2 separate regions of the Homo sapiens genome follow, and region 2 is linked to region 1. A link is a contact called in ENCODE Hi-C or POLR2A ChIA-PET data. All regions are on one chromosome and are shown on one strand. The core of a region is the stretch at or near the end of the contact, and the rest is flanking DNA. Distances in the headings are between cores, read along the strand shown. Region 1 has its middle 16 kb from the start of MAP3K8. Region 2 has its middle 91 kb from the start of MAP3K8.

Evidence for each region. Hi-C counts contacts between places; a loop is a spot of excess contacts on that map. ChIA-PET counts read pairs that join two places held with the same protein, here RNA polymerase II (POLR2A). Pooled maps may share reads with other maps.
Region 2: a loop to region 1 is called in a map of ovary, with 4 times the contacts of the local background. The contact joins two enhancer-like sites. A Hi-C loop is called at or near these places in 118 of 168 maps with a recorded cell type or tissue (A673, B cell, CD14-positive monocyte and 66 more), 37 of 37 single-sample maps with no recorded cell type and 50 of 50 pooled maps. POLR2A ChIA-PET finds 5 or more read pairs at or near these places in 24 of 52 experiments (AG04449, CD4-positive, alpha-beta T cell, CD4-positive, alpha-beta memory T cell and 19 more).

The regions. Positions count from the first base shown.
Region 1 is chr10:30,415,572-30,421,488 of GRCh38, reverse strand. No RefSeq gene overlaps it. Among named protein-coding and RNA genes, the nearest start is that of MAP3K8, 16 kb to the left of the region's middle. RefSeq lists enhancers at 2,661-2,730, 2,771-2,890. Within about 2 kb of position 2,593, at least 9 of the 41 ENCODE cell types and tissues checked have a DNase peak (open chromatin) inside an H3K27ac peak, as active enhancers do; they include CD14-positive monocyte, CD8-positive, alpha-beta T cell and natural killer cell, where a contact is called at or near this core.
Region 2 is chr10:30,522,633-30,528,549 of GRCh38, reverse strand. No RefSeq gene overlaps it. Among named protein-coding and RNA genes, the nearest start is that of MAP3K8, 91 kb to the right of the region's middle. Within about 2 kb of position 2,754, at least 3 of the 41 ENCODE cell types and tissues checked have a DNase peak (open chromatin) inside an H3K27ac peak, as active enhancers do; they include CD14-positive monocyte, CD8-positive, alpha-beta T cell and natural killer cell, where a contact is called at or near this core.

The sequences.
Region 1 (5,917 bases), core at 1,344-3,843:
GATCCATCCGCCTTGGCCTCCAGAAGTGCTGGGATTACAGGCGTGAACCACCGTGCCCAGCCCCCTGGCCCTTTTCTAATGTTTAATAGCATATCTGCCTATCTTACTTCTATCTGTGTAGCAAAATCACAGGCAATAAATGGTGACTGTGGCCTCAATTCATTAGTTGTTACTGTAGCTCCATCCTTATTCCAACAACATAATCGAGGGAAGAGGAGATTATCCGTCACCTGTCTTGAGGGGCAGGCTGTCGCCTTAGGATAGTCCCTTATGGGCATGGCCAGCCTGTCACAGGGGGGCACATTCACTCAGAATCTTAACTCCATGCTGATGATGGCTTGGTTTTAGGACCAGTGATTCTCATTTGCCTTATAAGTATCACCTAGGAAATTCTCATTCAGTAGAGGTAGGCTTGGGCCCCTGAAATCTGAACTTCAGAAAGCAAGAAGGGACTGTTCCTTGGAAATACTAACCAAGTGAAAAGAACACTTTTTAAATTCAAATCTCTGCTTCCCCATTTTCTGTCCATGTGACCTTGGGCAAGTCACTTAAACTCGTAGAGCTTTGGTTTCTTTATTATATAATGGAAAAAAGAAAAGCTATCTTGTTTTCATTTTACTTTTCATAATATCAAAACCTCTTAACCTACAGCTCTAACCATAGGAGAAAAGTGAAATCATGTATTGCATGTATTTATACTGTACTAAAATGTTTTTGAAAAACATACTTTCATTTACTCAGTTAATATCCCTGATGCAGTGACCCTGAAAGTTGCTGTTACAAGGCTTGTTTTGTATTTGAGGGATCTGAAATTTGGAGATTAGTAACTTGTCCAAGATCACTCAGATAATACACATGGCCAAAATTCTAACTCAAATATATTGCCTTCAAAATTATATAGCCATTAGGTTACTATATTCTTGGACTTCGCAGGTGCTAAGTCACCCACTCATTCAAGAGACACTTACGCACATCAGTGGGCCCCAGGGATTGCTATAGGTATTGGAGGTACAGCCCACATTACTCATGGGCTGCTGTCAACCATGAAGCCACTGGCCAGTCCCCCTCACTTATGCATGCAGCCCTCAGTTGACACCAAGTTGCCTCCCACATCCTTGTTTGCCTGAAACCCACCACCATGAGTGGTTCTAGCTAAGTCAACTGCTGCCCAGTTGGGTCCCCCAGTTTTATCCCTCAGATCCAAGATTCACAGAGCATAGTCTGGGTGCAGAGACCTCCTGGCAGAAGGAGATACTGGAATATTGAGATGTACCTTCTTGGCTCTAGTTAGTTACATTTGGGGAAACTTCAGATGCTCCCCATCCTGATGCACAGATTATAGCTCTAACTGCTCTCAGAAGAACAGCAAATTAGAGAGCATACCAAGAGTTTATACTTTTTAAAAGCTTAAATCTGATTTCAAAACAATTCCTGTTTACTAAAGACTTGCTAGAAAATAGGGATAATGAAATTTACCCACCAATCCCAACACTCAGATCAACAATAATTGCTGTCAACATTTTAGTGAACATCGTTCTGATTTTGTAAAGCACAGATATTAAGATTTTGTAACCTTTATCTCTGGCACCTGCTTCTAAAATCAGCTTTGCAAGTGAGAAGAAAAGAATAACCACTATATCGTTTAAAAGACAATTCTGCTCCTTTATCCGTTCATGCAACAAATATTTGAGTGTGTAGTATATGCCAGTCACAGTTTTAGGTGCTGGGGAGCAGCAGTGCACAAAACTCAATGGCCTTCATGGAGTCTAGAGTTTTGTCAGGGAGAGAGAGACACTGAACAAATAAATAAATACACATAAGTGCACAATTTATGACACGTTTCAAGAGGAAATGAACAAGGTGAAGGAAGTGAATGGGATGGGGAGAGATACTTTGGGACTAGAACTTACTTAGGTCAGGGAGAATATTTCTGAGACTGTGACGCTCACATAAACATAATGTTCTAGATTATAGCAGCCTGGTATAAGTCAAAAGTCACTGTGGATGAATAAACATTTGTCACTTAAGTCCGTGTTTCAATTTTGTTATTAATTGATATGGACAGATCTTGCCACTGCATTCTAGCCTGGGCAACAGAGCAAGACTCGGTCTCAAAAAAAAAAAGAAAAGAAAATAATATTATAAAGAAATGTTGCTTTACATAGTCCCCATAAATACACCATAATCAAATACAATCAATTACACAGTATTTGAACCTGTTTTAGTCCCTGGTGGAAAGTCTGAGGTAAAAGAAAAAAATATGGGCTTTAGTGTTATATAACATCCAGATGCCAATTTTTTTCTTTTTTGGCCTGATACTAGCTGTTGATTTAGAAAAGCTATTTAATCCCTTTGAGCTTTACTTTCCTTGATTATAGGAAAAAAAAAAAGGCATAAATAGAGTGAAAAAAGTTAACCTTCTTGATGCCAGAGAAATAGAGTAGCGCTTGGTGGTGGATGGGTTTTTCTTTCAACTCAATAGGGCTCTGTTAGTAACAGAAACCCCGCATGGAGGTTTCTCCAGTGCCTGGAGAAACCTGGGTAACCGACTCAGCAGGTTGAAGCCTTATCACTGTGGCTTTTCTTTTTAAGATATGGAAACTTCCGGTTTCCTTTTGTGCCTCTTTTATTTCACTTACTTTATTGCATCACAAGCTATGTGGTAGTGGTTTCATTTTTACCATGTGAACTGGATTATCCCACTGCAAATCTCCCTTGAGTTCTTGGAAAAATATCTAACATTGATAAGAAACAGGAAAATTTTAAGAAAATACCCAACTAAGGAACTATTGAATGTTTGACATAGTTTGCAGAGGCTTTAGGAGATCTTAACAGGTTCTTTTTTTCTTTCTTTTCTTTTCTTTTGAGACAGGGTCTCCCTCTGTCATCCAGGCTGGAGTATAGTGGCACAATCCCGGGTCACTGCAACCTCCACCTCCAGGGTTCAAGCGATTCTCCCGCCTCAGCCTCCTGAGTCGCTGGAATTACAGTGTGCGCCACCACAGCCTGGCTAATTCTTGTACTTTTAGTAGAGACGGGGTTTCACCATTTTGGTCAGGCTGATTTCAAACTGCTGACCTCAGGTGATCTGCCCACCTTGGCCTCCCAAAGTGCCGGGATTACAGGCCTGAGTCACCTCCCCTGGCAACAGTTTCTTTCTTTCTTTTTTACTTTCTCTCTTTCTTTCTTTCTTTCTTTCTTTCTTTCTTTCTTTCTTTCTTTCTTTCTTTCTTTCTTTCTTTCTTTCTCTTTCTTTCTTTCCTTCTTTCTTTCTTTCTTTCCTTCCTTTTTTCCTTCCTTCCTTTCTCTTTCTTCCCTCTTTCTTTCCCTCCCTCCCTCCCTTCCTTCCTTCTTTCTTTTTTATTTTTGAGACAGAGTTTAGCTCTGTCACCCAGGTTAGAGTGCAGTGGCGTGATCTTGGCTCACTGCAACCTGCACCTCCTGGATTCAAGCGATTCTCCTACCTCAGCCTCCTGAGTAGCTGGGATTACAAGCGCCTGCCACCATGCCCCACTAATTTTTTTTCTTTTAGTAGAGATGGGGTTTCACCATGTTGGACAAGTTTGTCTTGGACTTCTGACCTCTAGTGATCTGCCTGCCTCGGCCTCCCAAAGTGCTGGGATTACAGGTGTGAGCCACCATGCCCAGCTAACAGTTTCTTTAGAAAGGTCAGTTTAAAGGCCTGTTTTTGTGTCTCAGGGAACTACATGGAGTGTTTGTTTTTTAATACACTGGGACAAAGAAGAGCAAGCCTAGTGTTTAATGTCCTGAGCCTTTAGCTATGTGGCTGCCCAGGCGGGCTTTTCTTTTCCTAACCCAGCTGGATTGCCATAGACCAACGAGAAGTGGCTTGACCCAGGAAGAAAACATGGGTTCTATCCCCAGGAGTGGAGTCAGAGTATTTCCCAGATGCTGGTCCCCATCCAACTAGAGGCTGTTTCCTCTGCCTTGCAACCACTGGCAGGTACAGGCACTTCTGCCCACAAGACAGTCTGGCAGCAGTAGCATTTCCTAAGAGATCCAGTGACAGATGGCTCTGACAGGATACAACAGCCTGCAGAGGAAAGAAACACGGGACAGCAATCTCTCTTGTCTCTTGTCTCTTCCAAGGACACTTTTCTTCCTTTCTTATTCTGAAGAAAAGAAGACATGAGTTAGTACTAAATGTGGCAGGAATAGTGGGCCAGGCGCGGTGGCTCACTCCTGTAGTCCTAGCACTTTGAGAGGCCAAGTGGGGAGGATTGCTTGAGCCCAGGAGTTCAAGACCAGCCTGGGCAACATAGGGAGACGCTGTATCTACAAATAAATAAATAAATAAATAAAATTAGCTGGGCATGGTGGCATCCACCTGTAGTGCCAACTACTCTTGAGGCCGAGATGAGGGGATGGATCACTTAAGCCTGGGAGCTCCAGACTGCACTGCACTCCAGCCTGGGCAACAGAGTCAGACCCCATCTCAAACAAACAAACAAACAAAATAATAGAAATGAGTAATGCTGTACTTGTATGAGTGACTGTGCATCTGAATTCATGGAATTATTGGGGTCTAAGTTCATAGAACTCATTACTAAAGAGGGGATCACAGTTGAAAATCACATGTAAGTAAATTAATAAAAGTCTCTGAAATCTAAGTCAAAAATTAATATGGAAGCAAGCATAGAAAAAAAGCATCCACTTGGTCTGCATGGAGAAAAGTGCTTAACTCCAGCAATAACTGGATTTGATGAGATGTTTTTCATGTGGTAAAACATACTCTTTAGCGCTGTGCGTTATGGCTCATGCCTGTAATTTTAGCACGTTGGGAGGCTGAGGCAGAAGGATCCCTTGAGCCCAGGAGTTCGAGGCCAGCCTGGGCAACATAGGTAGACCTTGTCTCTATAAAAATAAAATAATAAAATAAAATGAAATAAAATGAAAAAAGAAGACCATATCCTTTTCAGAAAATTAAATACAAAGAGTAGGTGTGGTGGATCATGCCTATAATCCCAGCACTTTGGGAAGCCAAGACTGGAAGATCTCTTGAGCTCTAGAGTTTGATACCAGCCTGGGAAACATGGAGACAATCTGTCTCTACATAAAATACAAAAACTAGCCAGGTATGGAGGCTCGCTACTTGGGAGGCTGACGGGGGAGGACCGCTTGAACCCAGGAGTTTAAAGCTGCAGTGAGCTGTGTTCACACCATTGCACTCCAGCCTGGGTGACAGAGTGAAACTCTGTTTCAAAAAAAGAGAGAAAGAAAAGTAAATTAAAAAGTAAATCTAGAATTCCATGAATTATTGGCACACATCCAGTGATGGTCTTCAGTAATGGTTCTCATGCTTTAGCTAAAACCATTTATAAATGCTAAACCTTGTTTTAAAAAAAATACAGATTCCTGAATCGCACTTCTAGATATTCTGATGAAGTAATTCTAAGGGTGCAGCCCAGAAATCTATATTTTAGTAAGCTCACCAAATACTTCTGACTCACGAATCAGTTCCCTGGACCAACTTTAGAAACTATAGTCTCCCAAAAACAGAAAGAAAACTTACTTGGGAATACACAAAGCCAAACTGCAAGAACATTAGTGTCAGATTCCAAAATCCAATGTTCACACTTTAAAACATTTGCCTATGGGCACTGGTACATGACTTTCAGTCTCACTGATTCTTCATGGTCTCCATAGCAACAACGGCTTAGAAAAAGAAATCACAGAGGAAATAAGAAAATTGTTAATGCTACTTCTTTTTTTTTTTCTTTGAGATGGAGTTTCGCTCTGTCGCCCAAGCTGGAGTGCAGTGGCGTGATCTTGGTTCAGTGCAACCTCTGCCTCCTGGGTTTAAGTGATTCTCGTGCCTCAGACTCCCGAGTAGCTGGGATTACAGGTGCGTACCACCACACCTGGCTAATTTTTGTATTTTCAGTAGAGACGGGGT
Region 2 (5,917 bases), core at 1,505-4,004, 110 kb before region 1:
TTCATCCAGCACACATGTGAGGGCCTCCACTGCGAAAGACACGTTGCAAGACTCCAGTGTATTATAAAATAAAGTGAGAGTTCTGCTTCTAGGAATATGGCAGACTAGACGTCCTGAAACTCTGTTATAAAGCCTTAAAATTTTAGAAAAAATACAAAGTTCAATATTTTGAAATGAATGGATAAGGTTGTAGGAAGCTCGCGTGGAACAAAGCAGAAATACAAGCTCAGGGGGCCAGCCTGCAATGATGCTGTGGCCGACTTTAAAATACCTTCCAACTCCAGATGGCTTTGGAAATCTTTTTATCCAGTGAAGTCTCACTTGATGTGTTTGTACATAAGTTTCTGCATATCTGATGGCTGTCAGGGGCCCCGTATAATGTCTTGAACATGCCTAAAATACTTTAAAATACCTTCCGACCCCAGGTGGCCTAACCTGTTTGAACAGCCTTGTTTATGGACACGGGAGATAAGCTTTGAGCTCCATTTGAACAGAAGTCAAATCAATGAACACTCCTCATCCCAAACACACACACACACACACACACAGCGCCCAGACCCAGGAAACGGTGAAGTGAGAAAAATTCTACCTCACTGGCTGGGTGTGGTGGCTCACCCTTGAAACCCTGTCTCTGCTAAAAATGTAAAAATTAGCCAGAAGTGGTGGTGGGCGCCTCTAGTCCCGGCTACTGGGGAGGCTGAGGCAGGAGAATTGTTTGAACCCAGGAGGCGGAAGTTGCAGTGAGCTGAGATCGCCCCACAGCACTTCAGCCTAGGCAACAGAGTAAAACTTTGTCTCAATAAAAAAAAAAAAAAAAAAAATTGACCTCACTGAAGCAGAGGGCAAAGAGACAGGTTCTATTTCTGCTTTGGCTCTGGGGTCATGTCTTTCAGTTCTCCCTGGGCATTCATGGACAATCTTCATGTTGATGGGGTCTGCGTAGCCTGGAAAGCCACAAGAGGAGACAACAGGGATCTGGCTGATAATGTCTGCAGTGCCAAGCAGACACAAACACAAATACTTTCTGGAAAAATGTACACTCAAACCAACTAAGCCTTAAGTATTAAATAATCCCCAGAGTAGAGTTCTAAATACTATGAGCTCAGCTGGGCACAGTGGCTCACACCTGTAATCCCAGCACTTTGGGAGGCCAAGGCGGGTAGATCATGAGATCAAGAGATCGAGACCATCCTGGCCAACATGGTGAAACCCCATCTCTACTAAAAATACAAAAATTAGCTGGGTCTGGTGGCACGCTCCTGTTGTCCCAGGTACTCAGGAGGCTGAGGCAGGAGAATCACTTGAACCCGGGAGACAGAGGTTGCAGTGAGGTAAGATCACACCACAGCACTCCAGCCTGCTGACAGAGCGAGACTTTTGTCTCAAAAAAAAAAAAAAAAATCATGAGGAAGAATGCACAGAAAGAAAAAACAATAGAACTAAATCCAAACTTCAACTAACACAACTAACATATAAAAAGATAATGACTACAATTAAAAATCGAAACGCAAACACCAGATTAGATACAATTAAAGACCAAATTAGTGGGATGGAGGATACTTTTGAATAAATTACTCAAAATGTACCCTACAGTGCCAAAAATAAAAATAAAAAATGAAAGTAATAAAGAGGTTAAGACACATAGCAGAGAAGGCCCAGCATGCATTGAGTCAGGAAAGCAGTAGCAGAGAATGTGTGTGAGAGGCAATATTAGCAAGGGTAGGACTCAGAATTTTGAGAATTGATACGGCCAGGTGTGATGGCTCATGCTTATAATCCCAGCACATTGGGACGTGGGAGGATTTTTTGAGTCAGGAGTTCAAGTCTAGCCTGGGCAACATAGTGAAACCCTATCTCAACAAAAAATACAAAAACGAGCCAGGTGTGGTGGCACATGCCTGTGGTCCCAGCTACTCAAGAGGCTGAGATAGGAGAATCGCTTGAGCCAAGAGGTTGAGGCTGCAGGAAGCTGAGATTGTGCCACTGCCCTCCAGCCTGAGTGACAGAGCAAGACCCTGTATCAAAACAAAGAAAGCAGGGTGCGGTGGCCTATACCTATAATCCCAACACTTTGGGAGGCTGAGGGGGGTTGATCACTTAAGGATGGGAGTTTGAGACCAGTCTGACCAACATGGTGAAACCCCGTCTCTACTAAAAATACAAAAATTAGCCAGATGGGGTGACATGCACCTGTAGTCCCAGCTACTTGGGAGGCTGAGGCAGGAGAAAACCTTGAACCAGGGAGGTGGACAGAGATCATTGATGTAATACATTCAGCAACTCCCACAGATCCCAAGCAGAATAATTGTTAAATGCATCCGGGGGCCAGGCACTGTGGCTCATGCCTGTAAGCCCAGCACTTTGGGAAGCTGAGGGTGATGAATCATCTGAGGTCGGGAGTTTGAGACCAGCCTGGCCAACATGGTGAAACCCTGTCTCTACTAAAAATACAAAAATTAGCCGGGCATGGTGGCGGGCGCCTGTAATCCCAGCTACTCAGGAGGCTGAGGCAGGAGAATCTCTTGAACCCAGAAGGCAGAGGTTGCCTTGAGCTGAGATTGCACCACTGCACTCCAGCCTGGGTGAGAAGAATGAAACTCTGTCTCAAAAAAAAAAAGAAGCATCTGGAAAGAAACAGCCAGAGAGAAAAGACATATGATCTACAAAGGAGTGAAAATAAAATGAACAGCTAATTACTCAGCAGCAAAAGTGAAAGTCAGGAAACTGTAGATTATTATCTTCAATATTAGTGCCGTGAGAAAGTGAGTATTGACAGGAAACTGCCTGCCCAAACAAGGCAATTCTTAAAAGAAAAAAGTAAAATTGTGACATCTTGAAGATGTTTTTGAAAGATTGTTTTTGAAAAAGCAATACTGAGAATAATTACCATTAACAGACTCTCAAAAACTCTAAAATATACAATTCCCAATAAAAGGAAATGATCACAGAGAAGTCTGAGATACAAGAAAGATTGGTGAATAAATAAAATGTGGGAACATTTTTTCTTTTGAGATGGAGTTTTGCTCTTCTTGCCCAGGTTGGAGTGCAATGGCGCAGTCTCGGCTCACTGCAACCTCCGCCTCCAGGGTACAAGTGATTCTCCTGTCTCAGCCTCCTGAGTAGCTGGGATTACAGGCGCCTGCCAACGCGCCCGGCTAATTTTTTTTTTTTTTTTTTTTTAGTAGAGATGGGGTTTCACCATGTTGGCCAGGCTGGTCTCGAACTCCTGACCTCGGGTGATCCACCCACCTTGGCCTCCCAAAGTGTTGGGATTACAGGTGTGAGCCACCGTGCCCTGCTATTTTTTTTTTTTTAAACTGAGTCTTAATCTGTTACCCAGGCTGGAGTGCAGTGATGTGATCTCGGTTCACTGCAATCTCCATCTCCCAGGTTCAAGTGATTCTCCTGCCTCAGCCTCCTGAGTAGCTGGGATTACAGGTGCCCTCCACCATGCCCAGCTTATTTTTGTATTTTTAGTAAAGACGGGGTTTCACCATGTTGGCCAGGCTGGTCTTGAACTCCTGAACTCAGGTGATCCACCCACCTCGGCCTCCCAAAGTGCTGGGATTACAGGCATGAGCCACCATGCCTGGCCTAAATGTGGGAAAATATAAATTCACTGATTATGTTAACCAATATAATGGTTAACATATATTGTGTTGAACATTATATGTGTGAAGTTGAACATTACTGGACAACAATGGTATGTTAACTGTGAGTGGAGAGATTGATGTTAAAGCATTCTGAGGTTCTTTGATTTGGGAGCAGAATAAAGTTTATTAGTTAACTTTGGATTAGGTAAAATATTCATGTGAAATATTAATAATCAATTGCAACCAATAAGGTAAGGAAAAAATGGCGGGGGGAAGGGAGTATCTCAATCAATGTGGTTAAATCTCAAAAACATAATTTTGTGCCAAACCAAGTTTACATAGTACAATAAAGCTTAAAAATAAGCAATATTCAGTAATGTATTTATTACTTAGAGATAAGTAAAAATTGGCAAAATTATAAAGAAAGGCAAAGAAGTAATTAATGAAAGGCAAAGAGGTAATTAACAAAATCAGGATCATAATTAGCTCTGGGAAAAGAATGGGAAAAGGTATTTGGTAATGTTTATTACTTAAGTTGGGTTAAAATATTTATATTCTTTTATTAGCATTTGTATTAATATTAGTGTTAGTATTATTTGAAATGTACATAGGCATTATAGAAACTGCTTCTTTATGGGGTTTTTATTTTTTATTTATTTATTTATTTATTTATTTATTTTTTTTTTTTTGAGACGGAGTCTCGCTCTGTCGCCCAGGCTGGAGTGCAGTGGTGCCATCTTGGCTCACTGCAACCTCCGCCTTCCAGGTTCAAGCAATTCTCCTGCCTCAGACTCCTGAGCAGCTGGGACTACAAGCATGTACCACCATGCCCAGCTAATTTTTGTATTTTTACTAGAGATGGGGTTTCACCAGTTTGGCCAGGATGGTCTCAATCTCTTGACCTCATGATCTACCCACCTCGGCCTCCCAAAGTTCTGGGATTACAGGTGTGAGCCACTGTGCCCAGCTTAGAAACTCTTTTAAAATTTGAAGTATGTTTGTACTTACATTTCTTTGCTATTGCAGGCCGGGCGCAGTGGCTCACACCTATAATCCCAGCATTTTGGGAGGCCGAGGCAGGTGGATCACCTGAGGTCAGGAGTTTGAGACCCGCCTGGCCAACATGGTGAAACCCAGTCTCTACTAAAAGTACAAAAATTAGCCAGGTGTGGTGGCACTCAGCTCACTGTGGTCAGCAGTGAGCTGAGATTGTACTACCGCAATCCAGCCTGGGCGACAGAGCAAGACTCTGTCTCAAAGAAAAAAAAGAAAAATTTGTTTGCTATTGCTGAGAAATACACTACAGACACCAAAACTCAGCGATTATAGACAAGAATCATTTACAACCACTCATATTTACACAGATGGTTTGGGGCTCTGCTAATCTAGGCTGGGTTGGACTAGGGGGCAGAGAAGGATACACTGCTTCTTGGGAGGAACTATAAAGTCACATGTGGCCGGGCACGGTGGCTCATGCCTGTACTCCCACCACTTTGGGAGGCTGAGGTGGGTGTATCATCTGAGATCAGGAGTTCAAGACCAGCCTGAACGACATGGTGAAACCCCGTGTCTACTAAAAATACAAAAATTATCTGGGGGTGGTGGTGCGCGCCTGTAATTCCAGCTACTCAGGAGGCTGAGGCAGGAGAATCACTTGAACCTGGGAGGCGGAGGTTGTGGTGAGCTGAGATCATGCCACTGAACCCCAGCCTGGGCGACAGAGTGAGACTTTGTCTCAAAAAAAAAAAAAATTCACCCTCGATATTTCACATAGGTTCTTTTCTATTTTCCCTAAGTGTCGGCCAGTCTGAGAAATAAAGGGAAAGAGTACAAAAGAGAGAAATTTTAAAGCTGGGTGTCCAGGGGAGACATCACATGTTGGCAGGTTCTGTGATGCCCCACAAGCTGCAAAACCAGCAAGTTTTTATTAGTGATTTTCAAAAGGGGAGGGAGTGTACGAATAGGATGTGGGTCACAGAGATCACATGCTTTCAGAGCAACAAAAGATCACAAGGCAGGAGGTCAGGGCGAGATCACAAGGTCAGGGTGAAACTAGAATCACTAATGAACTTCCATGCCCCACTGTGTACGCATTGTCATTGATAAACATCTTAACAGGGTTCAAGAGCAGAGAACCGGTCTGACTAGAATTTGTCAGGCTGGAATTTCCTAATCCTAGCCAGCCTGGGGGCGCTGCAGGAGACTAGGGCGTGTTTCATCCCTACCTACGTCTGCATAAGGCAGACACTCTCAGGGCAGCCATTTGAGAGGCCCCCCCGGGAATGCATTCTTTTCCCAGGGCTGTTAATTATTAATATTCCTTA